Regions from separate parts of the Homo sapiens genome. Here region 2 is linked to region 1. Evidence: chromatin contacts called from ENCODE Hi-C or POLR2A ChIA-PET data. All regions are on one chromosome and are shown on one strand. Each heading gives the region's core, a stretch centred on a gene start or an enhancer-like site at or near the end of the contact. The rest is flanking DNA. Distances are from core to core; before and after follow the strand shown. Region 1 overlaps SMAD3-DT (SMAD3 divergent transcript). Region 2 overlaps SMAD3 (SMAD family member 3).

What was found. Hi-C counts contacts between places; a loop is a spot of excess contacts on that map. ChIA-PET counts read pairs that join two places held with the same protein, here RNA polymerase II (POLR2A). Pooled maps may share reads with other maps.
Region 2: a map of CD14-positive monocyte shows a loop between it and region 1 (2.6-fold over the local background). The contact joins two enhancer-like sites. A Hi-C loop is called at or near these places in 8 of 168 maps with a recorded cell type or tissue (CD14-positive monocyte, CD8-positive, alpha-beta T cell, aorta and 4 more), 1 of 37 single-sample maps with no recorded cell type and 18 of 50 pooled maps. POLR2A ChIA-PET finds 5 or more read pairs at or near these places in 14 of 52 experiments (AG04450, BJ, CD4-positive, alpha-beta T cell and 11 more).

Annotation. Positions count from the first base shown.
Region 1 is chr15:67,023,245-67,027,071 of GRCh38, reverse strand. All of the region lies in intron 2 of SMAD3-DT (SMAD3 divergent transcript), which reads left to right. Among named protein-coding and RNA genes, the nearest start is that of SMAD3-DT, 39 kb to the left of the region's middle. RefSeq lists an enhancer at 1,107-1,401. Within about 2 kb of position 2,556, at least 29 of the 41 ENCODE cell types and tissues checked have a DNase peak (open chromatin) inside an H3K27ac peak, as active enhancers do; they include CD14-positive monocyte, where a contact is called at or near this core.
Region 2 is chr15:67,083,708-67,087,487 of GRCh38, reverse strand. All of the region lies in intron 1 of SMAD3 (SMAD family member 3), which reads right to left. Among named protein-coding and RNA genes, the nearest start is that of SMAD3, 20 kb to the right of the region's middle. RefSeq lists an enhancer at 3,719-3,780. Within about 2 kb of position 2,172, at least 10 of the 41 ENCODE cell types and tissues checked have a DNase peak (open chromatin) inside an H3K27ac peak, as active enhancers do; they include CD14-positive monocyte, where a contact is called at or near this core.

The DNA.
Region 1 (3,827 bases), core at 1,307-3,806:
ATCTGCCTGCCTCGGCCTCCCAAACTGCTGGGATTACAGACGTGAGCCACTGTGCCCAGCCTGTATTTGTATATATGCAGTTTTGTAACTTACTTCTTCCACTTACAAAATGATAAATTTTCCATGTCATTAAGTTTAAAAAAAGAAAAAAAAAAGGGCAAGTCATATCAGGTAGGAGGACTGGCATGAGCAAAGGCATAGAGGTACGATAATGCAAAGGAATTCTGGAAAAAGTGAGGCGCCCAGAGCAGCTGGAGCACAAATTGCAAGGAAGAATGTAGTGGGAAGTGTCAACCCTGACAGTGGCCAAAACAAAAAGGGAAACACAGAAAGGACAAGAGTTCTGTTTATTACAAAGGAGTTAAGAAAGAGCACATGTTGGCCAGGCGCGGTGGATCACACATTAATCCCAACACTTTGGGAGGCTGAGGTGGGCAGATCACCTGAGGTCAGGAGTTCAAGACCAGCCTTGCCAACATGGGGAAACACCACCTCTACCAAAATATACAAAAATTAGCTGGGCGTGGTGACGTGTGCCTGTAGTCCCAGCTACTGGGGAGGCTGAGGGGGAGGATTGTTTGAACCCGAGAGGTGGAGATTACAGTGAGCTGAGATTGTGCCACTACACTCCAGCCTGGGCAACAGAGTAAGACCCTGTCTCAAAAAAAAAAAAAAAATACATGCTCTAAAGCCTGACTCCCAGAACGTGAGCCCTTGCTCTGCCAGTTACTAGCTATGTTGCTTTGGCAAATGAGTTAACCTCTTTATCATTCAGTTCCTCTATTTGTAAAACAGGAACAATCATAGTGCCTACTTCATAGGGTTGTTGTGAGAATTAAATGAGCTAATAATGTAAAGCACTTAGAGACTGGCATGTTGTAAACTCTGAATGAAAGTTATAAATTATTTTTATCAATGTTTTTTCCTGGCTGAATTCTAAGTTGAATTTATCTTGAGCATCTGTATGCAAAGAGCTCTGAGTAACATAAGGGATAGTTTTCTCAATAAATGTGATAGTAACCGTGGCTGCATTCTCAGTAAGGCTGTGTCTTAACGTCTCCTGGAAGGAAGCCAAGGTCAGAAAGGGGCTCTGTGAGAGAGCTAGTGCTCATGTCCAGGCCCAGGGCTTCCTAACTGCCTGGCATGTGCCAGGAGGGTGTGTGCAAAAGGCCAGGAAAGGAAGGACTTTCACTCCCTTCCCGCTTGCCCTCTCTCTCCCTGGTCAGGCCATCCTTTCAGCCTGGCTGTCGGCCTGAGCCATTTCCTGTTTCCTGAACATTTATCTTCTGCACATTCATGCTTTTTTCTCATATTGTCCCCCGGCCTGGAATACCTCTTTCTTCCAGAATCCTACTGGCAAACTTCTCCTTGTCTTTCAAAACTCACTTCAAGAATAACCATTCCTTCCTCTGGCATTCCCAGACTCTCCAAGTTCTCCTCTGCTTGGAGGACTCTGTACCTCCCTCTCTTCTGTGATGTGTGATGGTGATAATGGTGATGAAGATAATGGTGATGGTAGCAATGAAAATAGTGGCAGCTTACCCTGACAGACCACTTACCAGGCACTAGGGTAAGTGCTTTGCAAGCACTGTTCCAATTAATTTTTACAGCAATCCTATAAGGAATTGCTATTTGTATACTAATTTTATAGAAAAGGAAACAGGAGCATAGAATGAGTGGTTAAAGAACTTGCTCAAGCCACACAGCTGAGAGTAAAAGAACTAGGATTTGTACACAGAGAGTCTGTTTTCAGAACTAGCACCCACAACCGTTATGCCTAGCTGCTTCCCTGTGTTATTTTTACTGTTTCTACTGTTAGGATTATTACTGCTTGATGATGGGTTTCTCTCCTTTGTCCTTACATTCTCAGGACCTGGCACCAGGCCTGACACCCAGCAGGCACAGAAGAAATACTTGCCACTATTCAGTCTGGCAGTTCGGTTCAGTTAAAACGAGTCAAGGCTCATTTCAAAGACCTCTTCTTCCATGCTGGCCCTCCTGATCACCCTGAGCAGATTTGAGGACTCCTTTCATGAGCCCCTGTGGCTTTGCTCTTCTCATTTAACTCTCACCCAATTTCATGAGGTGGGCATTGTTCCCACTTTATAGACAGAAAAACTGAGGTTCAGACCTGGTAAGGGTTCGTGGTGGGGTTTGACTCCATTCATTCTTCCCTTCACACTTTCCTTTTAGTGTCTCCCCTATCCTTGTATTTGCCACTCCCAAATCCTTAGCACAGAGCCTGGAGCACAGTAGGCCTGCATTAAATGTCTGCTAAATTGAAATGAACTGAATTAGGGTGTGGGTGGCCCAAGAAAAATGTGCCACGACTCAGGCATTTCAAGCAAAATGCATAGTTTCAAAACCCAAGCATGGAGGAGCCTGCTATTTTTGGATGGCCTTGCACAAATGTTGTGTGGGCTTCCTTTTTGCTACTAAATGTCATTGCATTACTTTCCTAGTTTCATTCTCCTGCCTGGGCTGGGGAGGATTATGCAAGCGGAGCCTGGGAATGAGTCATCTTTCCCTCAGCTGCCAAACTGTCCACGATTGCCATGATATGGTACAATCTTTTTTCTGCCTCAAGCTATTTGTGGGTGGTTTTGTTTAACTTTTACAGTCTTTCTTTCTTTCCTTCTAATTTTGCTTATCCTTGTCTTTTTCTTTGAGATGGGCCATAGGGTACTGACGGCCTTTAAAACTCTGGCCCCTCTGTGTCTGCAAGCACAAATCCATCTACCTGCTATGTAATCCACGTGGGGAAGAAAGCCCTTCTGGTGATGACATTGTGAGGTGCTGACCCATAAGGAAAGTGGGACAATCTTTCTAGGGTGGATGGAGGTTCCCTTCCACTGGGCCAGCTGCCACCACCCCTCCCCCAAGCCTGCTGGGAAATTCTGGGAAGCCCAGAATTGGGCTTCCACACCCCACACTACAGCCATGCCCTTCACACTCCTACCTGGGTCTGTTTCCTGGATTTGTTGAGGCTGGTCTCTTCACTTCCAGTATGACCCTGTGGCCTTAGCCAGGGCAGCTCTGGGGCCAGCCCCCCGCCCCCACAGGAGGAGCCAGGCTGACCCAGCTGAGGGCTACACAGGAGGGAAAGGCCCAGTGCCCAAGGGGATGACAGGTGTGTGACAACGTGTGTGCTGCAGGCATAGTGCTGGGTGCCAGTAGAAAGAGTGACTTGCTCTCCAGCTGTGTAAGTGCTTCTAGCCTCAGGCTGATCGATCAGTGAACCAGGCCAAGGTTGGAGCTGTAGGTGAAACCAGTGGATCCACATGTGAGGGCTGCGGGAGGTGGAAACAGGGGCCGGTGCTGGGACCTTCCTAGATGAATAGCAGCTACAAGCAATGGCCAACCCATTGCTCAAATGGAGGCCTGTTGGGCACTCGGGACCTGAGTTCAGCAGGAATCATTGAGAGCATCTTGATAGTCTCTCATAACACTCACCATGTGTGCCATACTTGATAAATTTCCAGAGCACTTTCCATACATGCCCTCAAATGATGCTGGACAACAGGTGCCCAGCAATCCAGGTTCGAGAAGAGTCAGCCCTGCCTGCTCCTTTCCCAGCTCCAAGGCTCTGGTCTCCCCTTCGCAAGCAGGAGAAGAGTTGAGAACATTTGGAAACCACATGCAGGAGCACCGAGAGTCCTGGATTAGAAGGGAGAGGAGTTGGCCAGGCGTGGTGGCTCACCCCTGTAATCCCAGCACTTTCGGAGTCCGAGGCGGGCGGATCATGAGATCAAGAGATCGAGACTATCCTGGCCAACATGGTGAAACCCCGTCTCTACTAAAAATGCAAATATTAGCCAGGCGTGGTG
Region 2 (3,780 bases), core at 923-3,422, 61 kb before region 1:
GCCAGGTGCCTACTGAAACCAAGAACAATCCTATTACACGGTATCTTAGGGTCCAAAGAGAAAAGAGTTTCCAACTGAAACTATGCAGGAAACTCAGGTGGGCAGATGGTAATCATCAAAGCAGGGATCTGGCAAAGAACACCCCCCCACTTGCAGACAAAGAAAAAACCTAGAGGAAAGTGTATTCCTGAAAGCAGAGAATTTTCATGGGAGCAAGAACATGAAGTCATTCTTGCTGCCAGTGAGGTGCCAACTAAGGCTGCTTCCCAGAGACACTGACATCACGTTAGAAAGGAGAAGAGGCTGGTGCTGTGGCTCATGCCTGTAACCCCAGCACTCTGGGAGGCTGAGGTGGGCAGATCACCTGAAGTCAGGAGTTCAAGACCAATCTGGCCAACATAGTGAAACCCCATCTCTACTAAAAATTAGCCAGGTGTGGTGGCAGGCGCCTGTAATACCAGCTACTTGGGAGTCTGAGGCACGAGAATCGCTTGAACCTGGGAGGTGGAGGTTGTAGTGAGCTGAGATCGCACCACTGCACTCCAGCCTGGGCAACAAGAGCGAAACTCCGTCTCAGAAAAAAAAAAAAAAAAGGAGAAGATATGCAATGTGATAGTGGGACCCGAGTGACTTGCTTTTGCTTGCTCAGGTCCACGTTCCTTGATCCATGTGTCCCATTCCACTCTCCATGCTCTGTCTTCTGATCCTCACTGTGTGGCCAGGACATAGAAGGTCTTCACTGCTATCACGTGACACTATAGTTCCTGAGGGCAGGAACTATATTTTCCATTTCTAAGAGTGCCTTGACAGATTCCTCATTGAGCTGAGAAAATAGCAACCTACATCTGGCATGTGTCTACAACTGCATCTCAAACCTTGTTATTTGTAAAGCTTCTCATACCATCCCCCTTCATCTGTGAAAGCCCTCAAGGGCTTTCAGCACTGATATAGTCTCCCCTCCTAGGGCGCATTTCACACCAATTAAGGATCCACAAGCCCATCCCTTTACCTGAATGAGATATTCCAACTTAGCTGCCCCTTCCCAGTTTGACCTTTTCTGTTAATATTTTAATGCAGAGAGATGTGTCCCATCAGATTTCTTAGGCTGTAGATACTGATTCCCTTCAAGGGCTGTTTAGATGCTACTGCTGATGAAGTGGCAGGACAGGATGCTCTCAGCCAAAGACAGGGACACTCTCTCACCAAAGCAGCAGGGAGTAACACACACCCCTACAGCCTTCACAGCCCCTAGAATCCACCGGGGCAATGCCAAAGAACTGACACTAAGGTATGCTGGAGTTGGCTAAGGCCTCTAACTTAGTTTCATGAAAAAAGTGTGGGCATTTGTAAGGGCCTGTTTAATCCATTCCAGCTCCACCCCCCTGCACCACCCCCCACTTTGTACTGTGAGTTTCTGAGCAGAAATAACCAACTACAGATGGTTTCACTACTTCAAAGATGTTGAGAAACCACTGACCCAGAGATAGGAGGGAACTGGAACTCCAAACCTCAGGGCAACTACTCACCACCAGCACTTGTGGTGACCAAATCAACACACTTCCAGAACCTAGAGCTGTTCTCTGTGTATGTGTGTGTGTGTGTGTGTGTGTGTGTGTGTGCACGCTTTTTTTTTGACCAACCACTATCACTTTCCACCCAGAACAGATGCCTGTAACACTGAACACAGCTTTACATAAGCATCTATGGCTGTGATTCTCAATCCCGGCCACATACCGGAATCACCTAGGAAAGTTAAAAAACATGGATTTCCCCAGGCCGGCCTGTAGAAATTTGAAATTCACTGGTCTCCAGGGGTGGTCTGAGCATCAAAATTTTTAAAAGCAGCCATGGTTGAGAACCTTCCATGGTAACACCAACAACCAATTGCAAATCATGAGGAATCAAGAATCCTAGCCCTCACAGCCCACCCTGAACCCCAAACCTCTTTCCATCCTGTCCTCAACTGCAGGCCCCCATTTCTAGTCCAGAGTTGACTATACAGTGATTCTGAAACTATTCAAATGAGTAATAGAGTCATTTCTTTGAATGCAAGTGCAGGAATCAGAGTTTTTAAGGTGGAAGAAACTTTAAAATCCTGCTAAGCCAACACCTTCAGTTTATAGAAGAGGAAGCCAGGGGCCAGGGCAGAAAAGTGACTCACCCAAGGTCCTGAAGCTGGTTCACAATGAGGCAGACCTAGAACCCAGGCCTGCTGCCTCTAATTCTCTCTCCTCCACACCAGAGGAGCCCCTATGGTGACAGCCGCTGGACAAAAACGGTGACAAAGGATGGGTCAGTTGTTTACTGAGCCGTATGCTTTCAGAGGCCATCCTCTAAATGCTTCACCTCTGAAATGCTCAGTCTCCTCACTGGCCTTAAAACAACTGAGGGCAAATATAGCCAAGATAGTGCTTCTCTTTAAAGATTCCCGAGCATCCTAGTCGATCATAATCCTCAAAGAATATACTTTCCGGCTGTCTGAGGTTCATGAAAAAAGCCATTAGCACAGAGTCTAACCCAGGTTTGAAAGGGCACTCTGTTGAGCAGCAGGTCTGAGGGACTGAAGCCAGCAGTAGATTCTAGTTTCTTACGGATAAGAGAGAGCTGATTGTTGGTTTCCACATCTCTAACCAACCTGTGAACACGTTTCCCTTCCTTCCTGTATTTTTATGGCACTACGGTTGGAATGCAGCCGGTGCCTAGAAGCACAGAAAACCTGTGCTTCAGGCTAAATTTGAATTCCTCTTTGCCTGCAGACTGATTTCCCCTACCCTGGGAGTCGGTTCTCAGGGGAGGTCTCATTTCACCCTGGGACGCTCCATGAGGGCAGAGCTATGTGTGACCATCCTCATCAGCAACGCATTGCAGCTCCTGGACCACTGTGTCTGATGGCACCACCACCAACAAAAGAAGCTCAGTAAATATGTGATGAATTAAACAACAATGATAATACAATTAAATAGGTCATTAAGGAATGGTTCCCCTCTGAAGGCAGAGCATCAGATGAAAACTTAGATTTGTCCCCCAGGAAAATATATGCATTGAGAAAACAGCCAAAGGCAAGAAGCCAAGGAGAGTTCAGAGGGCTATCATGAAAATCTGAGACTGGCCAGGCACGGTGGCTCATGCCTGTAATCCCAGCACTTTGGGAGGCCGAGGCAGGCAGATCACGAGGTCAGGAGATGGAGACCATCCTGGCTAACACAAAGAAACCCCGTCTCTACTAAAAATACAAAAAAAAAAAATTAGCCAGGTGTGGTGGCAGACGCCTGTAGTGCCAGCTACTCGGGAGGCTGAGGCAGGAGAATAGCATGAACCCCGGAGGCAGAGCTTGCAGTGAGCCGAGATCGCATCACTGCACTCCAGCCTGGGCGACAGAGCGAGACTCCATCTCAAAAAAAAAAAAAAAAAAAAAAAGAAAAAAAAAGAAAATCTGAGAACGGATACACAGATTCTTTCAGATTCTCCCTTCAAGCTTGTCATTTTGTAGAAGAGAAGACCAACACCCAGGAAGTCAAGTTGACTTCCCCAAAGTCATAAAGCCCATCTCCACCAGCAAGAGAGGCCAAGGACCCTCAACCTCACCCAGAAAACAGGATGCTAAGATCACAGTTTCTTTGGGTCTCATTTTATTTGTTCACTTGCTAATTCAACACTTTTTAGAACCTGGGGGCTCCAGTAATCATGAACATCAGAGTAGGTTGTGTGAGGAGAAAGAAGAAGAAATGGCAAACATTCAATTTCAGATATTGTAGGGATGTTCAGGTATTGTCCAGAGAG